Linked DNA regions of Homo sapiens: region 1 is linked to region 2. Evidence: chromatin contacts called from ENCODE Hi-C or POLR2A ChIA-PET data. All regions are on one chromosome and are shown on one strand. Each heading gives the region's core, a stretch centred on a gene start or an enhancer-like site at or near the end of the contact. The rest is flanking DNA. Distances are from core to core; before and after follow the strand shown. Region 1 overlaps ISG20 (interferon stimulated exonuclease gene 20). Region 2 has its middle 77 kb from the start of ACAN.

Region 1 (3,492 bases), core at 85-2,584, 77 kb after region 2:
CGTGGCTAGTCCAGGCCCACTTTGGACAGCTCTAGGACAGCCTTCGTCTCCTTCTCTGCATGTAGCCCACGACCTTAGCCTGTACACCAGGAAAGAGCCTTCTGGTGCCTAACACCTTCCCCGTAGCCTGCTTCTCCTTCTAGATAGCCAGCGGCCTCCTGGAACATCATGTGTTCCCTTTTACATGTTCTCCCCTGGCAACCACAGGAGACTGAGGCTCAGAGAGGAGATGTGACTTGCCCAGGGTCACTATGCGGGAAGCAGTCTGTCCATCCACTGTCAACAGGCAGTGTCACCAGCCTGCCCCGCGGTCCACATGGTCTGGTTGGAGGCCTTCTCTGGACAGAGCTCACGCTCGACTTAGAGGACTGGGGAGAGTGTGCTGGAGAATGAAGGGGCGCTGCTCCTGAACCACACCAGCGCTTCTCAAACTTGAGTGTGCTAGAGGTCACCTGGGAAATGGCGACAAAACTGAGGCTTTAAAAGATGACAACAGGCACACGACCTCAGAGTAGCAGCTCAAGGGAAACTCTGTGCAGAGGAAACCACCCAGCACGCAGCGGCGGGCAGAAATGGCACGGGGCGTGGAGAGATGTGGGTGTGTGGGCGGCCATGGGTCATGTGTCTTTTCTTGCTAACATCCTTTGTGCTCCTGAACAATGTGGCCTGTTTTCCCCATCTAGGGGCTTGGCTCAGGCCCAGTTCACACAAAGCCCTGAAGGAACTCATCCACCATCCCAGAGGCAGCCACAGCTGGGCACAGACGTAGAAGGTACGAGTCATCATGGTGTGGATTCCCAGGAAACCCATCACTTCCCGAGCCTGAGAGTCTGGAGAGGGGAAGTGGGGGTCTACATGAGGCACTATGTGACTCACCACGAGACAAATAGAATAAGAGGGAGAGGACAAGCCGAGGAAAGAAGAGGAAGAAGGGAAAGAACAGAACCATCTATTTAGCAAAGAGACACCACTCTTTGGGACAAAGATTCTGGGAAGGAAGAGATGCTGGAACTTGCTGTGTGACCTCAGGGATGTCAAAGACCCTCTCTGGGCTTCAGTTTTCCCATTTGTAAGGTGAGGGCCCAGACTGGTGAGGCTTGAGTGGCCCTTTAGCAGCCAGGGCTCCACAGACTGAGGCAGGTCTGAAAAGGGAAGGAGTCGGGCACCTGCTGGAGCCCAGGAGTCGGAGAAAGGCACTGGCAGGCTGGCCTCGGGGCTGTGTGACCTGCTGGCCACAGGACCTGCCCTGAGTCAGTGTCATGAGGCAAGTGTGCCAGACTTTGCCACTTTCAAACACAGGGGGAGGAGTCTCTCAAATTCCTGGAAAGAACTGGGGTGGGGCTGGGGGATGGGACATTTATTGATCTCTTAGCAGCCTGGCACTGTGCCAGGCACTTTCCTTACCTCCTCAGGAAGCTCCTCAATGAGGTTATTCTTAATTCCATTTTACAGAGGAGGGAGCCCGAGATCAGAGAGATTAAGGGGCTTGCCCAAGTCACACAGCTAGTCAGCTGAAAGCTGCAGTGCCGTGTCTGGATCCACCTGACCCCATCATTGTTACTGTAGTTGTTATTATTAGCACAAGGACCAAGGGACAGGGCACTACCAGGCACACAATGATAACGGTGCAAGGCGGTGACTTCCATACCATCTGACCCGCCAGCAAAGCGGGGCGCAGGGCGGTGTGCACCCAGGTCACAAGCAGGGGAGTGCCAGACCAGGTGCGGCTGTCTGCCTGCACACACCTTCCACTGTGTTTCCACTCTACTCCAAGTATTTCCCAGATGTGCCTGATCCAAAAATCCAGGAGGGCCAGGCCCTACACAGACCTACTGAATTGAAATATCCAGGGAGGGGTGTCAGCAACTGTTTCAGGGGATTCTTCCCATCTAACAAGTCTGCACATCTCTGCACTGAATCCCGCTGAGCAGTCCAGAGCCTGCTGCCTCTACCATGCATTCATTCATCCATTATACACTAGTTCACGTACCCATTCATTCATTCTTGGCTGCCAGGAGAGGAGGCTATGAGTAAGGGGCCCTGAAGAATCTTGTTCTTACAGAGGACAGGTCCCTTACTATCACCTTCTGGAGTGGCTCCAGCCCCATTCTTTGCTCTTGTCCCCTGCCAAGCTCCCCTGGTGTCCCCGCCCCCCGGCTAGTGCCTGGTTCCCACAAGGCCACTTACCCTGGGGCAAATCTGGATATTGAAGCCTTCCTCCTTCATCTGGCTGAGACCCAGAGGGACCTGCCAGGTGGCAGGGCCCCAACAGGACACTCCCACCTGTGCAAGGGCTACCAGGCTGGCTACAGCTGAAACCTCTCCCTGTTCACAAGCTACCATGACTTCCCTTCTGTCTGCATCTGTGCCCGCGACCACGGTGCTTCTCAGGGTGGATGCCCCTCCTTATGCTGGGTTGACGTTAAAAGAGAATTCACTCACAAAACTGATTTACAAGTTACTAAAAATTACTGTTAGATTTTTTAAAAAGGAAGAAGAAAAACATTAACTCGCCAGGTGGGACCCATGAATCTGAGCAGTGATTTGTATCATAGCTTCCTGTATGTCCTTAGGCAAATCACTGCCCCTCTCTGGACGCCAGTCTCCAGTGCATGGATTCCCTCCTGTGCTGACAGTCTGATTTGTGGCGCTCTCTTATAGACCAGGGTTTCTTAGCCTTAGCACTGTTGCCATGTGGGGCCAGATACTTCTTTGTTATGTGTGCGTGGCAGGGGAGGGAGCTGCCCTGGGCATTGTGAGATGTTTGGGAGCTCTCTGGTCTCTACCCACTAGATACCGGCCACTGTGACAACCAGAAATGTCTCCCAACATTGCTAAATATCCCCTCTATATAATGGTCAGACACAGAGATGTCAGAAGATCATAAGCACTTACATTATAAAAGTAATGTCGCCACATTACAATAAATAAAAAGGGGTGGAGTGGGGGGGGGGTCCCACTCACATCAGTGGCCTAAAGCACTCCTGGGTGGACTTGGGACTCCCCGGAGCCTCCTGGCCACCATGGGCTACTTGATTGCTGGCTGCTGGCTGGGCACACTCACTACTCCTTACTGGGAGGAGACGGAGAGGTGAGGGGCCTTTGAAAAATGCCTGCATAGCCAGGCGCAGTGGCTCATGCCTATAATCCCAACACTATGGGAGGCCAAGGCAGGAGGATTGCTTGAGGCCAGGAGTTCAAGACCAGCACGGCCAACATGATGAAACCCCATCTCTACTAAAAATACAAAAATGAGCTGGGCATGGTGGCACATGCCTGTAATCCCAGCTACTCAGGAGGCTGAGACACGAGAACTGCTTAAGCCTGGGAGGCGGAGGTTGCAGTGAGCCAAGACTGCGCCACTGCACTCCAGCCTGGGTGACAGAGCAAGACTCTGTCTCAAAAAAGAAAGAAAATAATGCCTGCATGAAACCAAAGGCTGGCCAACCCTAGACTCACCTGAGAGGTGTCACCTGGCCTTGTGGGATCTCA
Region 2 (3,888 bases), core at 923-3,422:
ACCCCATCTTTGCTACCTTTATTTCCCTGTCTTAATCTCAGCTATCAACTCCACCATCATTACCACCATGACTTGTGCCATTGTCACTATTGCTATTTATTTGTCCTCTATCCTTATCCTCCTCTTTCCCCTCATTATTATCAGATTTTCCTGTCTTCATGTCCCTGACACTGAGCATAGTAACTTTACGTCTAGTCCTTGCCTATAGGTGACATCCGTGTAAAAATGAGATAAGGCACCTGAATGAAGAAAGTAATCTCAGATACTGCACAGAGCCCATAGGTGAGAGCATTTGCAACCTTTCTCAGGCACCAAAGTGATTGGTACACCTGAGCATGGTGGGTGAAGAGAAGATAGGGCCTGGCTATAGAGTGGCTCTACAGGCTGGACAGCTCCCAGCTCTGAGTCCTGCTTCCTCATCCTTATCACAACTGGGCTCACCTGGGCTTGAGGCCAGCGCCACAGGAAGCTCTAGTGGTGCCCAGCTGGGCTGGACGAGTAGTCATTCCAGCCCAGCCCTTGGTCTGCCCTGTCTGCAAGCCTTGGTGGGAAAGCACGCTGCTCTACAGGACTCCAACCTCAAATGGTCGGGCACCTGTCCCAAACAGCCCCAGCTTCCCTTAATCATCACTCTGACTCTCCCACCCCCAAAATAATCAAAACGCTCCTTGAGCCTATTTTTGTTTGCCTCCCTACCATCTCTAGGATGGATTAATTCCAGATGTTTGCAGCTTCCTGAGTAAAGCATTGCTTCCTATTATTTCTCCAAAGGCATCCTTTTTTTTTTTTTTTTTTTTTTTTTGAGACGGAGTCTCGCTCTGTCGCCCAGGCTGGAGTACAGTGGTGCGATCTTGCAAGCTCCGCCTCCTGGGTTCACGCCATTCTCCTGCCTCAGCCTTCTAAGTAGCTGGGACTACAGACGCCCACCACTATGCCCAGCTAATTTTTTGTATTTTTAGTAGAGATGGGGTTTCACCGTGTTAGCCAGGATGGTCTCGATCTCCTGACCTTGTGATCCGCCCACCTCGGCCTCCCAAAGTGCTGGAATTACAGGCGTGAGCCACCATGCCTGGCCCCAAAGCATCCTTTTCTAAACTTCTTGGGGGTACTTTGTTTCCACCACAAGGTTCAACTGCTGAACGTTCTCCATACTCTTCATGCCATCACACTTGGCGCACCTTCTCTCTTCTTTCCCTCTAGAAAATGAATAAGACAAACATTTAAATCTATGGTCAGTGTAAATCCCTCTATGCTTTGCTAGGTGTAATTGCTCTTTCCCAAACCTCCCTTTGTGTAGCAATGTCTTTCTCATGGTGAATGGGACATAAGTCATGACAACATGAAAACCATGCCATCAGTTATGCCTTCAGAGTAGGATTCAAAGAAGAGTATGGCATGAAAGTCTCCTTTAGATCTGTCATCTGCCTTCTGCTCTGGCCTCTCTCTTGGTACCCTGCTTCCCTCCCCCATGCCCCCTGCCATCTGCTAAGCCCTCAACTAAGTTTTCAAGGCACTGTTCTCTGTACCTTTGGACATGGGGCTTCCACCACCTGGAATGTCCTTCCTTTTCATCTGGTTCTAGACCCAGCTGAGGTCCCTAGAAACCTTCCCTGAGGCTCCCAATGCCCCCGTATCCCCTCATTCAGAGCATTTCACCCACTTGCCTGTCACTGTCCGTTTAGGATTCCCCATCAGGCTACATCATTTCCCCGCTGCCCTCACCCTCCTCTGTGATCTTCACAGTGGAGGGACTGTGGCATCATTGCTGACTTGAAATAGCTTGTATTATTGGTTTGGGATGTCTTGTGTAAAAAGTTCCTGGAATCATGTTTTTTACCTATAAACCATGTCAAGAAGGGCCATTAAAGAAAAGGCATAAGGGTGGGAGAATTCAGTGCTTCTACGAGAGGAACTTCTGTTTCAGAATACACACAGAAGAAAAATGTTGGGAATTTGGACGACCAGGTGGTGGTGGAGGTACACTGGGGTGGCCCTGCCCAGCAATGCTTACAGCAGGGCCAGGCTTAACTCCCTGGCTGAGCTGGAGGCTACCAGCTACCTCTCAGCTGGGGCCCCTTGGTTCCTGTGCTTGCTTGGACCCACTTCCCAATTTTGAAAAGATACCTTTTCTTTTACGATGACTTGTAGTTTCATCAGCTGAGCCACACAGGTTCATTTTTTAGCAGCCACTTCTTTGGAGCCATAGCTCACATCTTTCCTGGACTTTCAATATGGGATTTTAAAATAGTCTTGTGGCTTCCTGTGAACTGTTTACTTGTAAAACAGGAACACATTATATTAATTTCTATTTTTTCCGAACAGTATTTTTCTATAGTTCCTCTTACTAAAAATGACAGATTTTTTTTTTTTTTTTTTGGTTCTTCCCCTATCACCAGGAGGTAAAGTTTAGTGAAGTTGTGGTGTGTTGAGGTGGGAGGTTTGTCCAAATATCTCCTGTGGAAGACCCAGGTCACTACACAGGACCAAGTTTCATGTGTGTCCCTTCCCTGTGGGTTCTAAACCACAGTGCCTGCACTGGGCCTTGCTTGTTTATCTTCTTGTCAAACAGCCCTTCCATTCTGTGTTTGAATGTGGTTCTTGCTGCTTTCATATTGGGCATGCAGTGTCATGCACGACCAATGTGGGTAGACATGGAGCTGCCTGTCCAGAACCCCATCAGCACAGTCCTTCCCTGGCAGTATTTGTGGGAGGAGAAGAGCTGCAGCATGGTTGAGCAGTGGGCAGCTAAAGATCCAGTTCTCTGGAAGCAGAATTGGCTCCACTGTGGTTTGGGACCAGCGAGCTACAGCCAGTGTGCAAGGGTCTCACTGAATAGTAGGTGCCCACTTGGGACCCTAAATAGGGAGATGTTCCCCTCAGAGACCTTGCTCTCCCTGGCTTCTCTGGTAGATCCCTTGTCCTTTCCAACAGGGCACATCCACTCTGTTTACACATGCAAGAGGTAATTGCAGAGCACCGTTAGTAGACCATTGCTCTCACACTCAAATGTAACTTGAGAAGACTTACTTAGGTAGCTTGGACCAGGACCTCCCACCTTCACCTCCAGGTTAATCAGATAAGCAGTGCCCTTCCAGGGACCACCTGCTTTTGTTTCACTTTTATCTGTCTCCATCCTGAACTGAGGCGGGTAGCCCTCTGCGTGGCCCTTTCGGTGCCCTTCTCCTTTCAAATCTATGGCTGAACTCTTCTTAGAAGATTACAGGCTGGGTGCAGTGGCTCACATCTGCAATCACAGCACTTTGGGAGGCCAAGGTGGGTGGATCACTTGAGGTCAGGAGTTCGAGACCAGCCTGCCCAACGTGGTGAAACCCTGTCTCTACTAAAAATACAAAAATTAGCTGGGCATGGTGATGGGTGCCTGTGGTCCCAGCTACTTTGGAGGCTGAGGCAGGAGAGTCCTTGAACCCAGGAGGCGGTGGTTGCAGTGAGCCAAGATTGCACCACTGGACTCCAGCCTGGGTGACAGAGTGAGACTCTGTCTCAAAAAAAAAAAGAAAAAAGAAGAAGATTACGTTATTATTTTATCTGGACTAAAGTATGCTGAGTATTATGAATAAAGCTTCTATAGACATATTTGTGCATGTCTCTTTGGTGAATATTTGGACTCCTTTCTGTTGGCTCTGTACCCAGAGGTGGAATTTCTGGGTCATACAGTGCTGTTTACCTTTAGTAGACCCGACCAAACATTTTTCCAAAGTGCTTGAACCAATTTACCCTCCCACCAACCATAGATGAGAGTTCCAGTTGCTCCGAGCCCTTGTCAGTCTTTGATTTCACTTTTTCTGGTGGGTTTGTAGTAATGTCTCATTATGGCTTCAGTTTGCACTGATGAATGATATATATATATTTTTTTCTGAGACGGAGTCT

What was found. A loop is a pair of places that touch in the nucleus more often than their neighbours do. ChIA-PET counts read pairs that join two places held with the same protein, here RNA polymerase II (POLR2A). Pooled maps may share reads with other maps.
Region 1: a loop to region 2 is called in a map of sciatic nerve, with 14 times the contacts of the local background. The contact joins two enhancer-like sites. A Hi-C loop is called at or near these places in 1 of 168 maps with a recorded cell type or tissue (sciatic nerve) and 1 of 50 pooled maps. POLR2A ChIA-PET finds 5 or more read pairs at or near these places in 2 of 52 experiments (activated B cell and activated CD4-positive, alpha-beta T cell).

Annotation. Positions count from the first base shown.
Region 1 is chr15:88,646,698-88,650,189 of GRCh38, reverse strand. All of the region lies in intron 2 of ISG20 (interferon stimulated exonuclease gene 20), which reads right to left. Among named protein-coding and RNA genes, the nearest start is that of ISG20, 9.4 kb to the right of the region's middle. RefSeq lists an enhancer at 1,435-2,196. Within about 2 kb of position 1,334, at least 23 of the 41 ENCODE cell types and tissues checked have a DNase peak (open chromatin) inside an H3K27ac peak, as active enhancers do.
Region 2 is chr15:88,724,220-88,728,107 of GRCh38, reverse strand. No RefSeq gene overlaps it. Among named protein-coding and RNA genes, the nearest start is that of ACAN, 77 kb to the left of the region's middle. Within about 2 kb of position 2,172, at least 2 of the 41 ENCODE cell types and tissues checked have a DNase peak (open chromatin) inside an H3K27ac peak, as active enhancers do.